2 separate regions of the Homo sapiens genome follow, and region 2 is linked to region 1. Evidence: chromatin loops called from intact Hi-C (ENCODE). Cell type or tissue: K562. All regions are shown on one strand. Links, peaks and the distances in the headings refer to the core of each region. The heading gives the core; the rest is flanking DNA.

Region 1 (11,700 bases), core at 1-8,000:
CCGAGGTGGGTGGATCACTTGAGGCCAGGAGTTCGAGACCAGCCTGGCCAAAATGGTGAAACCCCGTCTCTACTAAAAAAAATACAAACATTAGCCAGGCGTGGTGCCAGGCGCCTGTAATCTCAGCTACTCGGGAGGCTGTGGCAGGAGAATCGCTTTAGCCTGGGAGGCGGAGGTTGCAGTGAGCCGTGACTGAGCCACTGCACTCCAGCCTGGCAACAGAGTGAGACTGTGTCTCAAAAAAAAAAAAAAAAAAAGTTGCCAATTTACAATTTTAGCATCTAAAATGATTAAAAAACAAAATTGTACGTGAAAAAGACCATTCTGCTGGTTTACTTCATTTTTTCATTTATTTACCAAATAGTTTTTCAGTACCTTCTATATGGCAGGTACTCAGAATTCTAAGATGCCTCATTTCACTAATAATAGTTATTATTTGTTGGGTATTATTATGTGCCAGGTACTACACTAAGTGCTTTATTTTTTTAATCCTCATGATCAACTCATGAACGAGATAATATCCTTGTTTCACAGATGGAGAAACTAAAGATGAGACTGGCTAGGTAACTTACCTGAGGAAATAGCCTGTGAGGTTGCAAAGCCCGCACGAGATGCCAGGTCTGTCTGACTTCAAAGCCTGTGGCCTAAACACTGTGCTCTATTGCATTTTATGGTCCATGTTCTCCAGAAGCTTACAGTCCAGTAGAATCATGAAAAAATGACTATTTCAGTATGGTGCTCTTACAGCACCAAAGAGGAGCACCTGAGCGGGATTAGTCGAGTCAGCAGGAGATCCTGAAAGGCTCAGAACTGAGCCAGAAAGACTTGGTCATTTTCAGCTGATTATTTAATTACAGATTAGATTTCCTAGAAAAGGAGCCCTTCCTCCTATATGGCTCTCCCTGCATGTGCCCCCTTCCCTCAGGCCTATATATTAATACATAAAATAACCCATTATTATAAAATGAAACGAAAGCAAGGATCAGCAGAGGGATGGATTCTGGACTCAACTGATCATATTACAAGGCTAAAATAAATTTCCTCTCGGCCGGGCACGGTAGCTCATGCCTGTAATCCCAGCACTTTGGGAGGCCAAGGCGGACAGATCACCTGAGGTCGGGAGTTTGAGACCAGCCTGGCCAACATAGTGAAACCCCGTCTCTACTAAAAATACAAAAATTAGCTGCGTGTGGTGGCACACACCTGTAATCCCAGCTACTCGGGAGGCTGAGGTAAGAGAATCGCTTGAACCCAAGAGGTGGAGGTTGCAGTGAGCCGAGATCATGCCACTGCACTCTAGCCTGGGCAATAGAGCGAGACTCCATCTCAAAAAAAAAAAAATTTACTCTTTCTTAATAACAGATGAGAAAGACCTGAGGCCAGACTGCTGTTGGTAAGAGAAAGTTTTGGTGTTTTTTTTTTTATTAGTTTGGTTCAGGGTGACTGTATTAGTCAGGGTTCTCTACAGGGATAGCACTAATAGGATAGAAGTATATATGAAGGAGAGTTTGTTAAGGAGTATTGAGTCACACCATCTGGCGAAGTCCCACAGTAGGCCGTGAGCAAGCTGAGGAGCAAGTAAGCCAGTCCAAGTCCCAAAACTTCAAAAGTAGGGAAGCTGACAGTGCAGCCTTCAGTCTGTGGCTAAAGGCCTGAGAGCCCCTGGCAAATCACTGTTGTAAGTCCAAGGGTCCAAAAGCTGAAGAACTTGGAGTCCAGTGTTCGAGGGCGGGAAGCATCTAGCTCAGGAGAAAGATGAAGGCTGGAAGACCCAGCAAGTCGGCTCATCCTACCTTCTTCTGCCTGCTTTATTCTAGCTGCCCTGGCAGGTGATTAGATGGTGTCCACCCACACTGAGGGTGGGTCTGCGTCTCCCAGTCCACTGACTCAAATGTTAATCTCCTTTGGCAACACCCTCACAGACACACCCAGGAACAATACTTTACAGCCTTTAATCCAATCAAGTTGACACTTAATTTTTTTTTTTTTCACTAACAAAACATGCTTTATTTGGTAAAAATGTGAGTGTAAAGGGGGTGAGGCGGGGCGGGCAGGACAGAAGGGTGCAGTGTTGGAGGTGGGGGCGGGGGTCTACATAGCTGGGACCTGACCCTGCAAGGTGGACATCCAGGACGGAGGAGCCAGAGGTCAGAAGTTCCGGAGGTAGGCAGTCCTTTGTTAACAGATCACTTGCTTTTCCATGGGTGAAGAGAGGAGCTCCAGAGGCCTGAGTACGATGGGGGGCAGCTGTCCAGCGACATCTAGGGAAACCCAGCCCCCAGCAGCAGCAGGAACTCTTGGGGACAGTCTGTCTTGTTGCAAAGGCCAGCACAGCAAGCAGCCTCCACATTAGTTCCACAGCTTGACTGGCTTCTAAAATGGGCATGTCAAGATCCAGAATCTCAAAGCATCCCCTCTTTGGCTCCATCATCCAAGGGTGAGAAACAGCAGAACCTAAGTGGGAGTCTGAGTCATCTTCTTGGTTCAGTTTTTAAATGAATTTTAAATACCCTCAGTCAAAAGAAAAATAGAAGGAGGCAGAAACAAAAGATATGAACCCATCCCAAAGCTGTTGGGCACTGCCACTTCTGGATGGCTCTAGTGCCAGCGGAGCCCCCATTCACTTCCATGTCAGACGTAATTCTTGGTAGGGTACTCAGAGGTCCCCCGAGAGATGGCAGGGGCAGATGTCCAGTAGCGGGCCATGTAATGGCTGGGGCCCCGTGACCCCCCGGAGGGGCAAGTGCAGCACAGCAGCCTGCCACCCAGCAACAAAAGGCCTGAGGCCGCCCAGCCCAAGTAGAGGGAGGCCCCCAGCTCCCACTTTTGGGCCTCAGCCACCAGGGGGTTATAGAAGTCCCAGATGATGGCATGCGCCGTCCAGCAAACGGGGATTAGTGTCAGGACCCCTGAGGTGACAAAGACAATCCCAGAGGTGAGCACCAGGCGGGCCTTGGAATCCTTCTCCTCCACACAGGTGGTACACTTGGCCCCAGCAAGGTAGACCAGCAAGCCGAACAGGGCCACAAGGAGGGTGATGACACAGACGGCACGTGCAGCCTGCAGGTCCTGTGGCAGCGCCAGCAGTGAGTCGTACACCTTGCACTGCATCTGGCTAGTGCTCTGCACCACTCAGGACATCCACAGGCCCTCCCACACCACCTGGCCACCACGATGCTGTTGCCGATGAAAGTGGTCACTTTCCACATGGGCAGGACGCAGGAGACCAGGCCATTCACCCAGCCCAGCAGTGTCAGGACGACTCCCAGGATCTGCATTCTGGCAGAGGCCATGGTGAGATTGAAGGAGCTGCACTGCGAAGGAGATATGCGAAATTCCTAGGCCAAGTCGACACTTAATATTAACCATCACGGTGATCTTCTAGATTGGCCCACAAATGCTGTTTCAGAAACTGCAGGATGTTCATTCTGGAACTGTACAGAGGCAATAGTACAGATGGTTGTTTTCTTTGGAAACAACAGTCTACTTAAGTGATATCATATATAAAACTTTAAGAACTAAAGATTTCATTTTGCTGTAGGCCAGGTGTGGTGGCTTACACCTGTAATCCCAGCACTTTGGGAGGCCGAGGCAGGCGATCACCTGAGGTTGGGAGTTCAAGACCAGCCTGACCAACATGGAGAAACCCCGTCACTACTAAAAATACAAAATTAGCCAGGCGTGGTGGCGCATGCCTGTAATCCCAGCTACTCGGGAGGCTGAGGCAGGAGAATCGCTTGAACCCGGGAGGCAGAGGTTGCAGTGAGCCAAGATCACACCATTGCACTCCAGCCTGGGCAACAAGAGCGAAACTCCGTCTCAAAAAAAAAAAAAGATTCCATTTTGCTAGCTTCTAATTTGCTTCAAAAAGTACCTGTAGTTTCAGCTACTTGGGAGGCTGAGGCAGGAGGATCATGCGGGCCCAGGAATTTGAGACTGTCCGGGGCAATATAGCAAGACCCCACCCTATGTCAAAAAAAAAGTATAACAAAAATTTCATCACATTACTGTAGAAATAGCACCACCTTGTGGCCCTTGAATAGTTTGTTTTCCACTCTGCTTTGTAAAGAGGCATGGTGCTTTCTCTCCGGTAGATAAAATTGAGTAGCGTTTAAGTAGTACTAGTGTGTGTTATTCAGATTGCTATGCTGAAGTAACAAGCCTTGTATTCTCAGTGGCCTAACACAAAGGATATTGTTTGTGTTGTGTGCATGTGTTTTGCTTTGTTTTTGCTGTTCCTGTCTTTCAAAACGGCTTTGCAAGCAAGATTGAAGTCTGGATGGAGGGACAAAAGTTTACCTTCTTGGGATACATCGCAACATGTAGCTTTTAAGGTGGGGAGGGAGAGATAATTTATACCTCACACTTAATTGGCTCTGATTAGAAAGGACACAATAACACAAGTTATTTCCATTCATAGGTGTTTAGCCAAAGGAATCACATGACTCCTCCTGTTTCTGCAAGGGAGGGTGAGAAGTGTAGAGAATGATTTGGATATTTGGATATTTCCCAAGCATTGCTGCTTCTGCTGTAATTTACAGTTATACATTCTCAGACAAAGCTGGAGTAACTCTAGTACTTGACAGTTACTTTTTTTTTTTTGAGATGGGGCTTCACTCTGTTTCCCAGGCTGGAGTGCGGTGGCACAATCTCGGCTCACTCCAACCTGTGGCTCCCGGGTTCAAGTGATTCTTGTGCCTCAGACACCTGAGTAGCTGGGATTACAGGCGCCTGCCACCATGCCCCGGCTAATTTTTGTACTTTTAGTAGAGACAGCGTTTCCCCAAGTTGTCCAGGCTGGTCTCGAACTCCTGACCTCAAGTGATCCACCCGCCTTGGGCTCCCAAAGTGCTGGGAGCGAGCCACTGTGCCCAGCTTACAGTTACTTTATATTAAATGGTTCAGAGGTTTCTGTGTATACCTAAATTTCCTACAGAGCAGTTTACTTTCTTTTTTTTTTGAGATGGAGTCTTGCTCTGTCTCCCAGGCTGGAGTGCAATGGCACGATCTTGGCTCACTGCAACCTCCACCTCCCAGGTTCAAGCAATTCTTCTGCCTCAGGCTCCCCAATAGCTGGGATTATAGGCGTGCAACACCACACCTGGCTAATTTTTTTGTATTTTTAGTAGAGACAGAGTTTCACCATTTAGGCCAAGCTGGTCTCAAACTCCTGACCTTAGGTGATCTGCCCACCTTGGCATCCCAAAGTGCTGGGATTACAGGCGTGAGCCACCGCACCTGGCCTACTGTTCTTAGTGGATGCTTTACATACTCCTTCACTGCATGTCTTCAATGGCAGATTCTTTATTCGAGGGCAAAAGACTAAGTACTTATAGTGTGTTAAGTACTCAGAGAAGGAGATACGAAAATGAATGAAATCTGATTCCTTCTCTTCCAAGCATGTAGCCAAGAAGACAAACATGTGTAACGTAACATGATACAATTCTAAAAAATAGATATTTTAAAGTGAGACAAACTTGGATGTGAATTCTGGTTCACCATCTACTAACTCTGTGACCTTAATCAAAATTACTCAACTTCCCTGAACCTTGTCTTCCCCATCATAACACAGGGTTGATAATATTCTGCCTATCTGCTAGGATTTCTAGGTTTAAAACTAGTGCATGTACAATACTGTATTGCCTAACATCTAATAGATACTCAGTTAACAGTAGGCATGAGTACAACACAAGGCAGTGTAATAAAATTGCCATTCGGGCCGGGTGCGGTGGCTCACGCCCATAATCCCAGCACTTTGGGAGGCTGAGGTGGTCAGATCACGAGGTCAGGAGATCGAGACCATCCTGGCTAACACAGTGAAACCCTGTCTCTACTAAAAATACAAAAAAACTAGCCGGGTGTGGTGGCAGGCGCCTGTAGTCCCAGCTACTCGGGAGGCTGAGGCAGGAGAATGGCATGAACCCGGGAGGCGGAGCTTGCAGTGAGCCGAGATCATGCCACTGCACTCCAGCCTGGGCAACAGAGCGAGACTCCGTCTAAAAAAAAAAAAATGCCATGCAATGTAAAGAGTGCTATTAGCAGTAAGGAAAGAGAATTACTTTTGACTGGAGGTGTCTGGCAAATTTTCACTGAGGATGTGACATTTGAGTTGAGACTTGATGAATGGGTAAGATTTAAATGGGGACAGAGGGCCAGGTGCGGTGGCTCACACCTGTAATCTCAGTACTTTGGGAGACCGAGGCGGGTGGATCACATGAAGCTAAGAGTTCGACACCAGCCTGGCCAACATGATGAAACCCCGTCTCTACTAAAAATACAAAAATTAGCCAGGCGTGGTGGCAGGCGCCTGTAATCCCAGCTACTTGGAGGTTGAGGCACGAAAATCACTAGAACCTGGGAGAGGGAGGTTGCAGTGAGCAGAGATCATGCCACTGTACTCCAGCCTGGGTGACAGAGTGAGACTCTCAAAAAGAAAATTAAGTAAATAAATAAGTAAATAAATGGAGAGAGAGGGAAGTTGAAGTAGAATGAGCAGAAGTATCGAAGCAGTAAAATGACATGTTTTAGCATGGTCCTATGGCTATAAATGAAACTAGAAACTTGAATTGAAGTCATCACAGTGGCCTTGTCATGCTGAGGAATTTGAGACTTATTTTGACATCATTCTGGAACCACCTAAGCCGTGTTTCTCTCTCTCTTTTTTTTTTAATGGGGTCTCACTGCATTGCCCATCCTGATCTCAAACTCCTGACCTCAAGCACTCCTTCCACTTTTGCTCCCAAGTAGCTGGGACTACAGGAGTGGACCACCACACCTGGCTCCCAAGTTTTTTGATTAGCTGAATGTTAAACCTATTATTTGGTAAGCTGAAAGACTATGAAAGATGAAACATCAAAGATTTAGAGATAAAGATGCTAATTAAAGGCTAGGCGTGGGTGGCTCATGCCTGTAATCCAAGCACTTTGGGAGGTCAGGGTGGGCAGATGACTTGACATCAGGAGTTCGTGACCAGCCTGGCCAACATGGCGAAACCCCGTCCCTACTAAAAATATAAAAAATTAGCCAGATGTGGTGGTGCATGCCTGTAATACCAGCTACTTGGGAGGCTGAGGCATGAGAATTGCTTGAACCCAGGAGGCAGAGGGTGCAGTGAGCCAAGATCATGCCACTACATTACAGCCTGGGCGACAGAGCGAGATTCTGTCTAAAAAAAAAAAAAAAACGCTTTCCTGCTTCAGGTTTGTTGTTTTTTTTTTTTTTTTTTTGAGATGGAGTCTCGGTCTGTCACCCAGGCTGGAGTGCAGTGGCGCAATCTCGGCTCACTGCAAGCTCTGCCTGCCGGGTTCACTCCATTCTCCCACCTCAGCCTCCCGAGCAACTGGGACTACAGGTGCCCACCACCATGCCTGGTTAATTTTTTTGTATTTTTAGTGGAGACGGAGTTTCACTGCGCTAGCCAGGATTGTCTCGATCTCCTGACCTCGTGATCTGCGTGCCTCGGCCTCCCAAAGTGCTGGGATTACAGGCGTGAGCCACCGCGCCCGGCCTCAATTTCTTTTTCTTTTTTTTTTTTTTTGAGATGGAGTCTTACTCTGTTGTTAGGCTGGAGTGCAGTGCTGTGATCTCTGCTCACTGCAACCTCCACCTCCTGGGTTCAAGCAATTCTCGTGCTTCAGCCTCCCAAGTAGCTGGGATTACAGGCACACACCACCACATCCAGCTAATTTTTATATTTTATATTTTTAATAGAGACACAGTTTCACCATGTTGGCCAGGATGGTCTCGATCTCCCGATCTTGGCCTCCCAAAGTACTGGGATTACAGGCATGGACCACCACACTTGGCCCAGAATCCAATTTTTCTAATAACCAATCTGGTGCTATTTTGCAGTTTTGTAAGTGGATTTCCTAGGGTCTGGAGAGGGAACTAACTTGATTTGTTATGAGAAGAGCAGCATTTAAAGTGAATTTTGTCTGCAGAAGCCAGGATTCCAGCAGTATCTAGTGTTGCATTTTCTAGTCCAGTTCCCTATTAGACTGGATATTAATTTCTTTTTGTTGCTGCCTCTCGTAAATGAAATTAATTTGTGGTCTGTGCTGTAATGTGAGGAACCAATAGCTTTCTTTCCCTGCCCCTACCCTCTGAGTCTTCCCATCTTAATATAGTCTGTGTGGAAAGAAAAAAATAATCACCCATTACCCAAAACATGATCTCAGCAGGGTGTGTTTTAAATATATCTCTAGCTTTCACCTATTTTCACAAACACAAAATGAAGTAGAATAAACGAATCAAGCCACTGAAGTGTCTTTCAGCTTTCTCTGTAATTGCAGTCCTTTTATCTGCCAATTCCTCTGGGGTTTCTATGGAAACAGCAGCATGCAGATGATCTTGTCACATGACTGGAGCATCTCTATACACAGCACAGAATAATCCAGATGGCAAGAATTGTCTCTGCTACCCCTACATCTACGGTTTACTTTGATGAACAATTGGCATCATCATTTAGGCCACCTTTATATACATACTGGGTTTGGGGACAGCAACCAGCATTCTTGGCTAAGATAAAAAATGAGGCTGGGCACAGTAGCTTATGCCTGTAATCCCAGCACTTTGGGATCCCGAGGTGGGAGGATCACTTGAGCCCAAGAGTTCAAGACTAGCCTGGGCAACATAGAGAGTCCCCAACTCCACACAAAAAAATTTTTAATTAGCAGTGCACAGTGGTATGTGCCTGTAGTCCAAGCTACTCAAGAGGTTTAGCTGTAAGGATCACTTGAGCCCAGGAAGTCAAGGCTACAGTCAGCTGAGATTGGGCCACTGCACTCCAGCCTGGACAGCAGGCTGTCTCAAAACAATGGGAGATATCTTTTCCAGCTTTAAGAGATGAATGGTCCAGTTGTGGTGGCTCATGCCTGCAATCCCAACACTTTGAGAGGCCAAAGTGGGAGGATCCCTTGAGCTCAGGAGTTCAAGACCAACCTGGGCAACATAGCAAAACCTCATCTCTATCCAAAAAAAGTCAAAAAATTAGACAGGTGTGGTGGTGCACACCTGTGGTCCCAGCTACTTGTGAGGCTGAGGTTGGAGGATCTTATGAGCCTGGGAAGCCAAGGCCTCAGTGAGCGGTGATTGCACTACCGCACTCCAGCCTGGGCAACTGAGCAAGACCCTGCCTCAAAAATACAAAAGACAAAGACATGAGTGAATACCAGACCTTATCCACTTTTCAAAGTCTTGGTCACAGATGAGAAGACAAGGTTGTGCATGGTGGCTGACGCCTGTAATTGCAGGATTTTGGGAGGCCAACGCAGGCGGATCACCTGAGGTCAGGAGTTGGAGACCAGCCTGGTCAACATGGTAAAACCCCGTCTCTATTAAAAACACAAAAAATTAGTAGGGCATAGTGGCGGGCGCCTGTAGTCCCAGCTACTCGGGAGGCTGAGGCAGGAGAATCACTTGAACCTGGGAGGCCGAGTTGCAGTGAGCTGAGATCACGCCATTACACTCCAGCCTGGGCAACAAGAGGGAAACTAAATCCTAACAAAACAATTGGATTGATGTAGGATTTGACAGGTAATTGCAAACTTTTTTTTTTTTTAGAAGAAGTCTCACTCTGTTGCCCAGGCTGGAGTGCAGTGGTGTGATTTCGGCTCACTGCAACCTCCGCCTCCCGGGTTCAAGCGATTCTCCCGTCTCAGCCGCCTGAGTAGCTGGGATTACAGATATGCGCCACCACGCCTGGCTAATTTTTGTATTTTTAGTAGGGAGGGGGTTTCACCATGTTGGTCAGGCTGGTCTCGAACTCCTGACCCCAGGTGATCCACCCGCCTTGGTCTCCCAAAGTGCTGGGATTACAGGCGTGAGCCACAGCACCCAGCCACTACTTTTTGTCTTTTTTTTTTTTGAGATGGAGTTTCAGTCTGCTGCCCAGGCTGGAGTGCCGTGGCGCGATCTCGGCTCACTGCAGCCTCTGCCTCCTGGGTTCGAGCGATTCTCCTGCCTCAGTCTCCCCAGTATCTGGGATTACAGGCACGCGCCACCACGCCCAGCTAATTTTTTGTATTTTTAGTAGAAACAGGGTTTCACCATGTTGCCCAGGCTGGTCTCAAACTCCTGACCTCAGATGATCTGCCCATCTCAGCCTCCCAAAGCACTGGGATTACAGGCGTGTGCCACTACACCCGGCCAGAATTTCTTTTTTTTTTAGATGGAATTTCACCCTTGTTGCACAGGCTGGAGTGCAATGACGCATCTCAGCTCACCACAACCTCTGCCTCCCTGGTTCAAGCAATTCTCCCGCCTCAGCCTCCAAAGTAGCTGGGATTACAGGCATGTGCCACCACGGCCAGCTAATTTGTATTTTTAGTAGAGACAGGGTTTCTCCATGTTGGTCAGGCTGTTCTCGAACTTCTGACTTCAGGTGATCCACCTGCCTCGGCCTCACAAAGTGCTAGAATTACAGGTGTGAGCCACCGCACCCGGCCAGGATTTCTTTAAAAAATATAAACACTGGCCAGGTGCAGTAGCTCACTTGTAATCCCAGCACTTTGGGAGGCCAAGGCAGGCAAACCACTTTTGGCCAAGAGTTCAAGATGAGCCTGGTCAACATAGTGAAACTCTGTCTCTACTAAAAATACAAAAATTAGCCAGGCGTGGTGGTACACACCTGTAATCACAGCTACTTGGGAGGCTGAGGCAGGAGCATCCCTTGAACCCAGAAGGTAGAGGTTGCAGTGAGCCAAGATCACGTCACTGCTTTCCAGCCTGGAGAACAGAGCGAGACCCAGTCTCAAACAGCAAGAACAACAAAAAAAACATAAGTACTGTTGACAGTACAAGTGACCTTTCTAGTCACCTTGTAGTCACGTTTTCTTTAACAACATATATTTTAGATGGAGAGAAGGGAACCGGAAAAACACTCGGTCTTTGCCATGTTATTCATTTCTGTGCAAAACAGGACTGGCTGATACTACGTATTCCAGATGGTAAGAACTTCCTGTCTTGTCTTCTCTCTGTTAGGTTCAGTTATCTTGTTACCGTGGTAGTCTTGTAGCTTTAATTTTCTAACGGGGATCTGATAGCTAAAGGAAAAGCCTTTGCCAGTCACGATGGCTCATGCCTGTAATCCCAGCACTTTGGAAAGCCGAGGCAGGCGGATTGCCTGAGCTTAAGCCCAGGAGGAGGCTGCAGTGAGCCGTGATCGCACCACTGCACTCTAGCCTGGGCGACAAAACAAGACGCTGTCTCAGAAAAGAAAAAAAAAAAAGAAAAGCCTTTACTCCAGATGTAGAGCAGTCTGAGCTCATCCATCATGATTTCTTCGTGATATTACTGCCAAGCAGGTTACAAGGTGAAGTCAATGTGATGAAAGGAAATTGGGCTAAAAGCTTCCTGAAGCCTTTTGATGCTAAGCAGTCCTTCTTTTGATATTTAATACCCATGAGCATAAACTCCTGCCTTAGAGGTCACCACGGGGTTTTTTTTGTTTTTTATTTTTTGCCATCGGTTAACAATTCTGAGTACCCACAGAGCCTTTTACTATTTATCAGCATTCTAGAGTCATCAGTATAGGTTGTCAAAACTTAAGGGATATTACACTTTGCATATGAAGGGGTGGGTTGCCCCTCCACACCTGTGGGTGTTTCTCGTAAGGTGGAATGAGAGACTTGGAAAAGAAAAAGACACAGAGACAAAGTATGGAGAAAGAAATAAGGGGACCAGGGGAACCAGCGTTCAGCA
Region 2 (11,840 bases), core at 1-8,000, 500 kb before region 1:
CCTCCTCCCCCACTCCCACTTCCAGGATTGTGGTTTGGATTGAAACCAAGTTTACAAGTAGACACCCCTGGGGGGGCGGGCAGTGGACAAGGATGGCAAGGGGTGGGCATTGGGGTGCCAGGCAGGCATGTACAGACTCTATATCTCTATATATAATGTACAGACAGACAGAGTCCCTTCCCTCTTTAACCCCCTGACCTTTCTTGACTTCCCCTTCAGCTTCAGACCCCTTCCCCACCAGGCTAGGCCCCCCACACCTGGGGGACCCCCTGGCCCCTCTTTTGTCTTCTGTGAAGACAGGACCTATGCAACGCACAGACACTTTTGGAGACCGTAAAACAACAACGCCCCCTCCCTTCCAGCCCTGAGCCGGGAACCATCTCCCAGGACCTTGCCCTGCTCACCCTATGTGGTCCCACCTATCCTCCTGGGCCTTTTTCAAGTGCTTTGGCTGTGACTTTCATACTCTGCTCTTAGTCTAAAAAAAATAAACTGGAGATAAAAATAACTGAGTGTGTGTGATTTCAAGGGGCCATCACCCTTCTGTTACACTGGTTAAACCTCACAGGGCACAGGGCCTGAGTAGGAGAGGGAATTCTGGGGCCAAAGAGTCACAACGAGGTGTTCAAATCTTGTTCTGGGGCTCATCTTCATTACAAAGGCAGCGCTGCTTGGAAAGAGCAAGAGGGGCCTCCAGGCAGGGCCTGGTTGACTTTGGGCAAATCACTCAACCTCTCTGATTCTCAGGTATCCCACCAGAAAAACTGGTTGTGGTATCTCTCTCTTAGGGTTGGTGTAGGGATTAAATGACGCAGGGAGTTAAAGGCTCCATCAATTATGGTTTCCACCTTTTCTTCCCCTTCCATGCTGTAATTGAGGTTCTTGACTGGAGTCTATGGATTTCAGGGGATTTGAGAACCTAGACAGAAAAAAAACTATCTTTATTTTCACTTGCCTATAACTAAAATTTAACATTCTCTTGTGTGCTTGGGCAGCAAGCCATAATAGTATTAATAGTACCTGTGACTTTGTAACCAGAAATCACACGTTTTCAGGCTGCATTATAGTTGTTGAAGATATCTCAAAATACAATTTACACTCATCAGTACTTTGAAATGATCATAGTTGTTAGGCCTTCCTCATTTTTAATGTGTTAATAAGAAAGCATATATATTACTATATCAAGAAATGTAAATGTTTTGATAACTCTTTCAATATAATTAGCTTTCTTTATAACCCTTTGTAATTTTACTCATTTCAAACATTATGCCCAAGGTGCTGGGAGTTTGCTGGGGCTGGGGCTGCTCATAACTACACCACCCTGCATCGCTCGGGAGGGCAGAGAGGACAGAAGGGCAAAAGACAGGATAATGGCCGCTTCCCAGGGGCCCCAGAGAAGGTCAGGGTTTACAGACCAGCACAGCATAAGGGAGTGCGGATAGGGGCTGAAATGTACCTGCAACTTCACTTGCTGAGCCAAGTGCCTGGCCCAGGGAGGGGACACCTTATTGCCAAGCTGTGCACCCATGGGACTCCATCCCACCCAGGCTCTCTAATTGGCACTGTGTGAGCAGGCCAGATCCTGTGTGCCCCTGTGGCTCTTGCCGGCTGCTTTGTGAGAATGAGCCCTTGGTGGTAAGGACTGTGTTTTCTGCTCCTCTCTACCCATAAAACATGGAAAATGGAATCTGAGCTAGACTCTGCAGAGTGGGTGGGTTTCCCAATAGCGGAACAGGGAAGAGTGTGGGGTGGGAGAGCAGGTGGGGAAAGAACTGGGGGCAGCCACTAGACCAGTCTGAGACTCCCTACAGACTGATAAGACAGAAAAGGTGGGCCTATCCATCCAATCGTCCATGCATTCAATCCACATTTATCGAGCACCTGCCGAGTGCCAGGCTCTATCCTGGGTATTGGAGACACAAGATATAGTCTCTACCCCAAAATAAGCTCATACTTTAGTATGTGTTGATGTATGAGCAGAAATTGGTAACACACACATACATAACTGACAACATAACCAGCTCTTTCGTGGGTAAATGCCTGGGAGCTGTGGGAATGCCAAGAAAAAGCACACACTTGCCTAGGGACAGAGGAAAGAGGCTTCAGACAGGAGGAGATACACAGAGCGGGGTCGGGTACTGTTGGGGAGAATCTCGAGGACCCATAGTAGTGGGCCTGGGCTGCAGGCTTGCTTCAATTCCCCGGGCCAGGCAGGATAGGGGCTGGCCAGATGGGATGGGGGAGGGCCTTGCAGATTCAAAAATTCTGGAATAGTAAGACTGAAAGGGCCAAGCACTTTGGGCAGTAACTAGAATAAGCCAGCTTCCATTCACTGAGCACCTCCTATGTGCCGAGTGCTGCGCCTTTGTAAGCCTCACTATTCCAATAACACAGATGAGGATCTAAGACTTAGGGCCACACAGCCTGGCTAATGATAGGGCTGGCATTCAAAGTGGGTCTAACAGGAGGCTGAGGTGGGAGGACCGCTTGACCTCTGGAGTTTAATGCCAGCCCAGGTAATATAGCAAGACCCCATCTTTTATTTTTATTTTTATTTTTTTTGAGACAGAATCTCACTCAGTCGCCCAGGCTGGGGTGCAGTGGCACCATCTCAGCTCACTGCAACCCCCGCCTCCTGGGTTCAAGTGATTCTCCTGCCTCAGCCTCCTGAGTAGCTGGGATTACAGGTGCATGCCACCACGCCTGTCTAATTTTTGTATTTTCAGTAGAGATGGGGTTTTGCCATGTTGGCCAGGCTGTTCTTGAACTCCCGACCTCAGGTGATCTGCCCGCCTCAGCCTCCCAAAGTGCTGGGATTACAGGCGTGAGCCAGTGTGCCCAGCCGACCCCATCTTTAAAAAAACAAAAACAAAAACAAAACAAATGGCCAGGCACAGTAGCTCAGGCCTCTAATCCCAGCATTTTGGGAGGCTGAGGTAGGAGGATCACTTGAGCCCAGGAGTTTGAGACCGGCCTGGGCAACATAGGAAGACTCCATCTCTACAAAAAATAAAAAAAATATCCAGGTGTGGTGACAAACCTTTAGTCCCAGCTACTGGGAAGACTGAGGTGAGAGGATCGCTTGAGCCCAGGAGTTCAAGACCAGCCAGGGCAAAATAGTGAGACCCTATTTCTACAAAAAAAAAAAAAAAAAAAAAAAGCTAGGCGTGGTGGCATGCACCTGTAGTTTTAGCTACTCAGGAGGCTGAGACGGGAGAATTGCTTGAGCCCAGGAGAGCAAGGCTGCAATGTGCTATGATCACACCACTGTACTCCAGCCTGGGCGACAGAGCAAGAGCAAGACCCTGACTCTTTTTTTTGAGGTGGAGTTTTGCTCTTGTTGCCCAGACTGGAGTGCAATGGTGTGATCTCATCTCACCGCAACCTCCACCTCCTGAGTTCAAGTGATTCTCCTGCCTCAGCCTCCCGAGTAGCTGGGATTACAGGCATGTGCCACCACACCTGGCTAATTTTGTATTTTTAGTAGAGACAGGGTTTCTCCATGTTGGTCAAGCTGGTCTCGAACTCCCAACCTCAGGTGATCCGCCCACCTCAGCCTCCCAAAGTGCTGGGATTACAGGCATGAGCCACCGCGCCCGGCTGACCCTGTCTTTAAAATAAATAAATAAGTAAATTGGCAGGCACTGTGGCTCACACTTGTAATCCCAGCACTTGAGAGGCCAAGGCAGGCAGATCATTTGAGGTCAGGAGTTTGAGACCATCCTGGACAACATGGCGAAACCCAGTATCTACTAAAAATACAAAAATTAGCCAGGCATGTGGTGCATGTCTGTAATCCCAACTACTCAGGAGGCTGAGGCAGGAGAATCGCTTGAACCTGGTAGGCGGAGGTTCCAGTGGGTCGAGATCGAGCCACTGCACTCCATCCTGGGCGACAGAACGAGACTCTGTCTCTCAAAAATAAATATCTAAATAAATAATAAATAAATGAAATCAGTTTTAAAAGCTGCGGAGCCCTGCTGAGGATTTTCCCGTCCAGCGAGGCTTTCAATCCCAGAGCATGTAAGGAAGACTGGGGAGAGAGGTCTGCACTTAGATGGCCAGACACCAATGACCCTGAGCCTGTCTGGTACAGGGCCCTACTTTGTGACACCAAGGTCTGCAGAGCCCAGGGCGTCCTGGCCAAGGCAGTGGTAAGATGTCACCAGGCACAGTGGTATGGCCTGAGGGCAGAGCAGCCTCACCCTGGGCAGGGTCTTCTTCACCCTTGTGTTGTCTCATGTTGGCCCCCTCCAGCACAGGCACAAAGAGGGCTCCCACCTGACACGCTGGCATTCCCAGAGGCTGTCACAGGTTAATGCCCCCAACACAGGTAGAGATCGCACACATCCCTCCTCTTCCCGTCCTCCCCAGGGTGAAAAACAACAGCAACATCAAACAACTGAACAGAGATTTTGGCTTGGAGAGTAAAGTTCAGAGCTGCCCCGCCCCTCCCTTCGGGGTGAGAGGTCACTCCAGCAGCGCTGTGGGTAGCAGGGAAGGAGCTATTTACAATCCCGGCTGGGGTCTAAGCCTCGCTGCCACGTGGGTTTGCCACTCGGGGCCTGCAAGTCTGCCGATATCCACCAGGTGGCGCAGCACCTGGGCTGGGACTCGCCGGAGCTGTGAGGGGAGCTTGGGATGGGTTTGCGGTCGGTGGAGCGGGTGTTGGTCCTTGAGGGGACTCAAGCAGCTGCGCCGTAGGACCCTCTGTTCTCAGGCCTGGGGCAGGGTGGGCTAAGGCCCAGCCCACTCTCCGTCCATTTCTCTTATCCCCACTCTCTTCTTTTCCTCCCCTAGTTGTAGATGCCATGGGGTTGGGAGTGGACTTGGGCTCAGTCCACAGCCGTCCAGCCCAGACCTACTCGGCACGCAAATCTCGCCATTCTCTCTCAACCTCCATGTTCCGTCCAGCTGGCAAACCAGGGATACAGACTGGGCTGGAGGTACGTGGCAGGGACAGAGGCGTGGACTGGAGGTGGTGGTGACGGGGCTGGGGGGCCATGGATTGGAATGAAGGACACAAGCTGGGACCAGGAGACAAGGACTAGGATGAGGGGGGCGGGAGGATATGGAGGGGGGGAACGAGGGGCATGAGCTGGGTTGGGGGCATGGACTGGCAAGAGGGGTCCAGGTGGGAGGTGATGGGAACACAGGCTCGGTGTCTGCAGCCTGTGGACGACAGTCTGGGGAAGTGTGACGCGGATGGGATAGCCCAGATGTGCTGGGGCCAGGTCAGCCAGAGACACACTGGGCCCAGAGCAGCAGAGCAGCTTCAGGCTGAACCTAGTGATGTGGCCTGTGATCTGACTCCAAAGAGGTCTGGCCTCCTCCAGTCTCCTCCGGTGTGGCCTGGGGGAGGGGCAGATATGACTCCTCCCCAGAGTGTTAGCACCAAACTCTTGGCCTTCGCCACAGCATCTGGCCCCAGGTAATTACAGGGGCCAAGCCTGGCTATAAAAGGATGGATGGGCCAGCCTAGGAACCTGGGAGAGCTAGGTTCAACTGACCGGAGGTCCACCAGCCTGCCTCTGAGAGGCTGGCATTGGCCAGGGGATACTAGAGTTTCACATTCAATGGCATACACTTCATATGCCATACACCAATCATATAATCTCATAACCTTGCAACCACACACAGTCAATCAAACTCGGTGCTGAGGGAGAGGGGGCTGGGGGGCAAAGCAGGGAGGAAAGCAGGGGCTTTGTTCACACCACTGAAGTGGGAGAGGCCCCCCACGGGACTGAGGGACCAGTCCAGGCACCCACAGGAGGGAACACGCACACACACTCATCCATCACTTGCACACACATCCATGTGTGCACATTCGACCCGTTTTGCGGCCGTCACACTCAAGCCATTCATGGGTATTAGGCACATACTAACGCCCCACTGTCTATAACACACTCACGCAGGCACCAGACCCCACACAGGGCAAGGGGCTCCCAGGTACCCTGAGCCGCGCTTGCATCCAGGGTCACATACGGTGACACACTTGAGGGCTGGCATTCAACAGATGATACAATTCTCTAACACGGACCCAATGACAATCCCAGCCAAGCCAACTGGGCAAACCCTAGAGTCAAGAAAATCAGAAGAGGGAGGAGGTGGGAGGGGGTAGATCAGAGCCACATTCACACCCTCTGGAAACCGATAGGTCATTTCAACAGCCACAGGAGACACAAAAACAACCTCTAGGACCCCAAGGATATACCCAGACACATACACAAACACAAGGAGAGGCAGGGGCTTCTCAATCACATCCATATGTGCACCCACAGATACGTGCCCACACCCAACATCACACGCAGTGCCCACCACATTCTTCCCAGGGACCTTGGGAACCTCCTACCCACTCCTGCCTTGTGCTGGTGAAGGAGAAGACAATGGTGGGGAGCAGAGGGGGCTGGGAAGAGTAAGAGCTAAGCTTGAGACAGGAGAAAGCCCTCTTCCCACACCACAGACATGCCTGCACACACACACACACACACACACACACACACACACACACACACACATACACAGATGCCAGACCTTGAGCCTCCAGGGAGAGCCCTGAGGAGAAATCAACAGAGGCTGTCCAACTCCACGTGGGGCCATGCCCATATCTGACCACCTGGACACCAGCACTGCCCACTCTGGGCACAGACCCCAGGCCTGGCCTCTCTGCACCATTAAGCACACTGGGCATGGAGGGTGACCCTCGCATCCCTCTGTGACCCCAGGCTTGTCACTTGGGTGCCCTTCAGGGCCTGGCAGGACCTGGTCTGACAGTGGAAAAAGCAAATATTCTCAGTGCCCTCCTAATACGGCCCCCAAAAGAGGCCTTAAGAGCCTTCCTCCCTCCTTGCAGGCTAAGCACACAGCAGGCATCATGCTAACCCCTGGGTATACAACCCCGAGTCTGGCGGCCATTTGGCTGGGCCTCTGGCCAGAGTTGTCAGGGAAGACTTTGGGAGAGATGAGAGGCTTGAGGGATGATTGGCAGTTTGCCAGCTAGGGTGTGGGTGTTGGCTGGGAGGGACTACGAGGGGAGACAGGCCAGCAGAGGGGGCAGCATGATCAAAAGGACGGAGGCTGCTGTGTTTATGTTTCACAGCATAAGCAGTCACAAAAACATTCACACTCACAACAGAGCACGCCCTTTTCACACAGGGCGCCTTTGTACACATGTGCACCCTCCTGGAGCAACACTCTGCAGTTTGTTCGCTCCAGGCTGCCCTCACACCACTCCGTGGCACCATCCCCGCAGTCTCCATGAGATGACATCCCTTAGAGATCCTCTCACACCTGCACCCTGCTGAAGGGCTGCCTGTCTGTGGGTGCCCACAGTGAGCACCCAGAGTTGAGGGAGCCTCCTCTCCTGGGACAAGTGGTTGGGAAGCCGGGGACATCTGAGCAGTCCCTGAGCCTTCTAGGGCTGGAGCGAGCAGAGAAGCCGAGGAGACTGTGGCTGCCTGAGATTCTTAGAAGCAGCAATTCTCTTTTAGCCAAAAGCACTTAAGCAGAGGCCTGAGTTAAAAATAGGCTGGATTTACTGCCAGAAGGTGGCAGGAGAGGAAGTTTCTTTCTGACGGTACTCATTCTATCCCAAACACCTACAGAGGCTCTATGGGACCCTGCTGGGCTGGGGAACTCCACCCAACTGTTCTGTGTGCCAAGGGGGTGGCCAGCACACCCCTTGTGATCTTCATTTTATCTCCTTTATTGGTTCATAATACTACACTTACATTTTTTTGTGGTTCTTTTAGGATTACACAATGCTTCTTTAACTTATAGTCTATCTCCATCAAGTAATATCACACCACTCAGCGCAAACACCTTCCTCCCATTCCCCACCTCTCCGCCTTTGTGCTATTGTCACCATGGATTTATTTCTACACATGCTATAAGCCCCACAATACATTATTAGATTTGCTCTAAACCCTCAAGTATCTTTTAAAGAGAATTTTAAAATCAGAAAAATATCTTTTCTATCTACCCACATATTTACCATTTCCAGCTCTCTTCATTCCTTTGTGTAGACGGAGATTTCCATCTGGTATCATTTTTCTTCTGCTTGAAGGACTTTTTAAAGCCGTTCTTCTAGTGCAGGTCTACTGATGATGAATTCTTTCAATTTTGGAATGTCTGAATGCATCTTTATTCCATCTTCCTATTTGAAAGATATCTCCACTGAATTCTAGGTTGACAGTTTTTATCTTTTCGTACTTTAAAGACATTACTCCACTGTCTTCAGGGTTGCATTGTTTCTGACGAGAAATCACTTCTATTTTTCCTTTTTACACAATGTGTTTTTTTCCTCTGGCAGCTCTTAAGATTTGTGTCTTTATCACTGGTGTTCAGCAGTGATTAAGGCAGATTATGATGTACCCTTGGTGTAGTTGTCTTCATATTTCTTCTGCTTAGGGTTTATTGAGCTTCTTCGACATAGGGATTTATAGTTTCCATCAAATTTGAAAATTATTGTTCCTTCAGATATTTTTTCTGTCATCTCTCCTGTGAATCTGTTAGACCCACGTTTCTGGTCTCCAAACAGGTATACAGGCTACTTGTTATTCCACAGCTCACTGATTTTCTGGATTTTGGTTTTGGAGGTTTTGTTTTTGTTTTTTGTTTTTTGTTTTTAAGTCTTTTTTTCCTCTCTGTGTTTCATCTTGGATAGTTTCTATTGCTAAGTCTTCAAAAACCTGTTTTCTACAGGGTCTAATCTGCTTTTATTTCCATCCAGTATACTTTTCATCTCAGATATTATACATTTCATCTTTAGAAGTTCAATTGAGGTCTTATTTTATATCTTCACACCTCTTTACATCGTGTTTATGTTTTTCCATATCTGTTTGAATATATGGATGGTATTTAATAATAGCTATTGGAGCTAAAGTCCTTGTCTACTAATTCTGTGACATTTCTGGGTCAGCTTTGTGTCATTATTTGCCTGTGTCTTTGCATGCCTGGTAATTATTGATTGGATGCCAGACATTGTATATTTTATGTTGTTTGGTGCTAGATTTTTTTGTATTCCTTTGAATATATTTGAGCCTCGTTCAGGGACTTAGTTAAGTTCCTTGGAAACAGATTGATCCTTTTAAGGTGTGCTTTTAGGTACCATTTGGCAAGAGGAGAATAGCCTTTGGTCTAAGGCTAATTTGCTCTCACCACTGAGGCAGTATCATCTGATGACTCTACTTGATGTCCCATGTATCAGTCAGTATCTAGTCAAGAGGCAGAAACCACACAGCAATTTGAACAGGGAAAGTTTAATGTAAAAAGAAAAAAAATTTTTTTTTGAGACAAGGTCTTGCTTTGTTACCCATGCCGGTATGCAGTGGTGCAATCATGGCTCACCATAGCTTCCACCTCCTGGGCTGAAGTGGTTCTCCAGCCTTAGCTTCCTGAGTAGCTGGGATCACAAGCGTGTGCTACCACACCTGGCTAATTTTTACATTTCTTTTGTAGAGACAGAGGGTCACCCTATGTTGCCTAGGCTGGTCTGGAACTCCTGGACTTAAGCAATCCTCCCACCTCAGCTTCCCAAAGTGCTGGAATCACAGGTGTGACCCACCACATGCAGTCTAATGTAAAAAGGTATTAACTTAACAAGGAATTGAGGTTAGAAGGGATTGGCTAGTAAGAAATAAACAGAACTCTAAATGAATACAGGAATAGGGGGCCAGATGCAGTGGCTCATGCCTGTAATCCCAGCACTTTAGGAGGCTGAGGCAGGTGGATCACCTGAGGTCAGGAGTTCAAGACCAGCCTGGGCAACATGGTGAAACCCTGTCTCTACAAAAATACAAAAATTAGCTGGGCATGATGGCGGGTGCCTGTAATCCCAGCTACTCAGGAGGCTGAGACAGGAGAATTGCTTGAACTGGGGAGGGCAGAGGTTGCATTGAGCCGAGATCCTGCCATTGCACTCCAGCCTGGGTGACAGAGCGAGACTCTGTCTCAAAAAAAAAAAAAAAAATCAGGAATAGCAGATACAAGAAGCGACTACTCTTCCTGGGTCTAAGGTGGAACACCCAAGAACAGCCCTCCCCATTCTGCCTGTTGTCCTATGTCTGGAATCACTGTTTCATATAGTCTGTCAGGTGTTTTAGTTGTTTAAAGCAGGTGGGGCCGGGTGCGGTGGCTCATGCCTGTAATCCCAGCACTTTGGGAGGCTGAGGTGGGTGGATCACTTGAGGTCAGGAGTTTGAGACCAGCCTGGCCAACATGGTGAAACCCTCTCTCTACTAAAAATACAAAAATTGGCCGGGCGCGGTGGCTCACGCCTGTAATTCCAGTGCTTTGGGAGGCCGAGGCGGGCGGATCACGAGGTCAGGAGATCGAGACCATCCTGGCTAACACAGTGAAACCCTGTCTCTATTAAAAATACAAAAAATTAGCCAGGCGCGGTGGCAGGCGCCTGTAGTCCCAGCTACTCGGGAGGCTGAGGCAGGAAAATGGCGTGAACCTGGGAGGTGGAGTTTGCAGTGAGCCAAGATCGTGCCACTGCACTCCAGCCTCGGCGATAGAGTGAGACTCCATCTCAAAAAATGAATAAATAAATAAATAAATAAAAATTTAAAAAATACAAAAATTAGCCGGGCACGGTGGCATGTGCCTGGAATCACAGCTGCCTGGGAGGAAGAGGTTGCAGTGAGCTGAGATTTTGCCACGGCACTCCAGCCTGGGCGACAGAGCAAGACTCAGTCTCAAAAAAAAAAAAGCAAGTGAGAAGATGGTCCTTGTTTCCCAGCTCCCCTCTCTGCATCTGAGAAGCTGCATGTGCTATGGACCCATGGAGCACACCAGAATCAGGAAGAAAAGCTCCTTTCTCCCACGGTGTCTCTCTAGCACTTTGCATTGACAAAGCTTAACATCATGCTGGGCTGGCAAAAGAAAAGTAATTAAAGGGCCCAGCTACATTTTCACAGAGCAGGCAATGAAAAATCAATTTAGAGCTGAGAGGCAATACATTAATAACTGGCACAAACCGATAACTATGAGGAGGTCTTTCCACTCTGGTTTGTGGGAACACAAAGTATTCCTGGCACTGTATGAGCACTTCAGATTTTTTGCTTTTTTTTTTTTTTTTTTTTGAGATGGAGTTTTGCTCTTCCTGCCCGGGCTGGAGTGCAGTGACACGATCTCCGCTCACTGCAACCTCCGCCTCCCGGGTTCAAGCAATTCTCCTGCCTCCTGAGTAGCTGGGATTACAGGCTCGCACTACCATGCCTGGCTAATTTTTATATTTTTAGTAGAGACAGGGTTTCACCATGTTGGCCAGGCTGGTCTTGAACTCCTAACCTCAGGTGATCTGCCCACCTCAGCCTCTCAAAGTGCTGGGATTACAGGCGTGAGCCACCACACCCGGCCTTCCTGCATCTTTCTTGTGGTTCTTTCCCTAATCCTGTCCTTTCCTCATATGCATATACTGCTCAGCACGCAGCTGAAGACTTGAGGGAGACCCTGCAGATCGCTGTGCAGCTCTTTCCTCTCCAGTACTCTGCCCTGTAAAATGCAGCCATCTACTCCCAGCTACTCAAGAGGCTGAGGCAGGAGAATTGCTTGAACCCGGGAGGCAGAGGATGCAGTGAACCAAGATTGTGCCACTGCACTCCAGCCTGGCGACAGAGCAACATTCCATCTCCCAAAATAAATAAATAAATAAAAAAGACCTTGTTGTGGTTGGGCACAGTGGCTCACGCCTGTAATCTCAGCATTTTGGGAGGCCAAGGCAGGTGGATCACCTGAGGCCAGGAGTTTGAGACCAGCCTGGCCAACATGGCGAAACCTGGTTTCTACTAAAAATGCAAAAACTAGCCAGGTGTGGTGGTGCATGCCTGTAATCC

Evidence for each region. Hi-C counts contacts between places; a loop is a spot of excess contacts. Peaks named below come from ENCODE experiments on the same cell type or tissue, not always from the same donor. Only the 100,000 strongest peaks of a DNase experiment are listed, where the experiment ranks them.
Region 2: a loop joins it to region 1, with 5 times the contacts of the local background. A loop is called at or near these places in 7 of 110 quality-filtered maps.

What each region holds. Positions count from the first base shown.
Region 1 is chr1:155,587,970-155,599,669 of GRCh38, forward strand. It overlaps a transcript of MSTO1 not described here, the pseudogene LOC284620 and the pseudogene DAP3P1. Among named protein-coding and RNA genes, the nearest start is that of MSTO1, 16 kb to the right of the region's middle. RefSeq lists enhancers at 2,881-3,460, 11,537-11,700 and a silencer at 11,009-11,303. In K562, for the core only: a CTCF peak has its summit at 4,027 (motif pointing left); a DNase peak (open chromatin) is centred at 4,022.
Region 2 is chr1:155,087,031-155,098,870 of GRCh38, forward strand. It overlaps EFNA4-EFNA3 (EFNA4-EFNA3 readthrough), which reads left to right. Exons shown (of 5, transcript NM_001407761.1): 5 at 1-508. It overlaps EFNA3 (ephrin A3), which reads left to right. Exons shown (of 5, transcript NM_004952.5): 5 at 1-508. Among named protein-coding and RNA genes, the nearest start is that of EFNA3, 14 kb to the left of the region's middle. RefSeq lists an enhancer at 6,488-7,102. In K562, for the core only: CTCF peaks have their summits at 358, 4,579 (motif pointing right), 7,048 (motif pointing right) and 7,540 (motif pointing right); DNase peaks (open chromatin) are centred at 4,581, 5,335 and 7,021.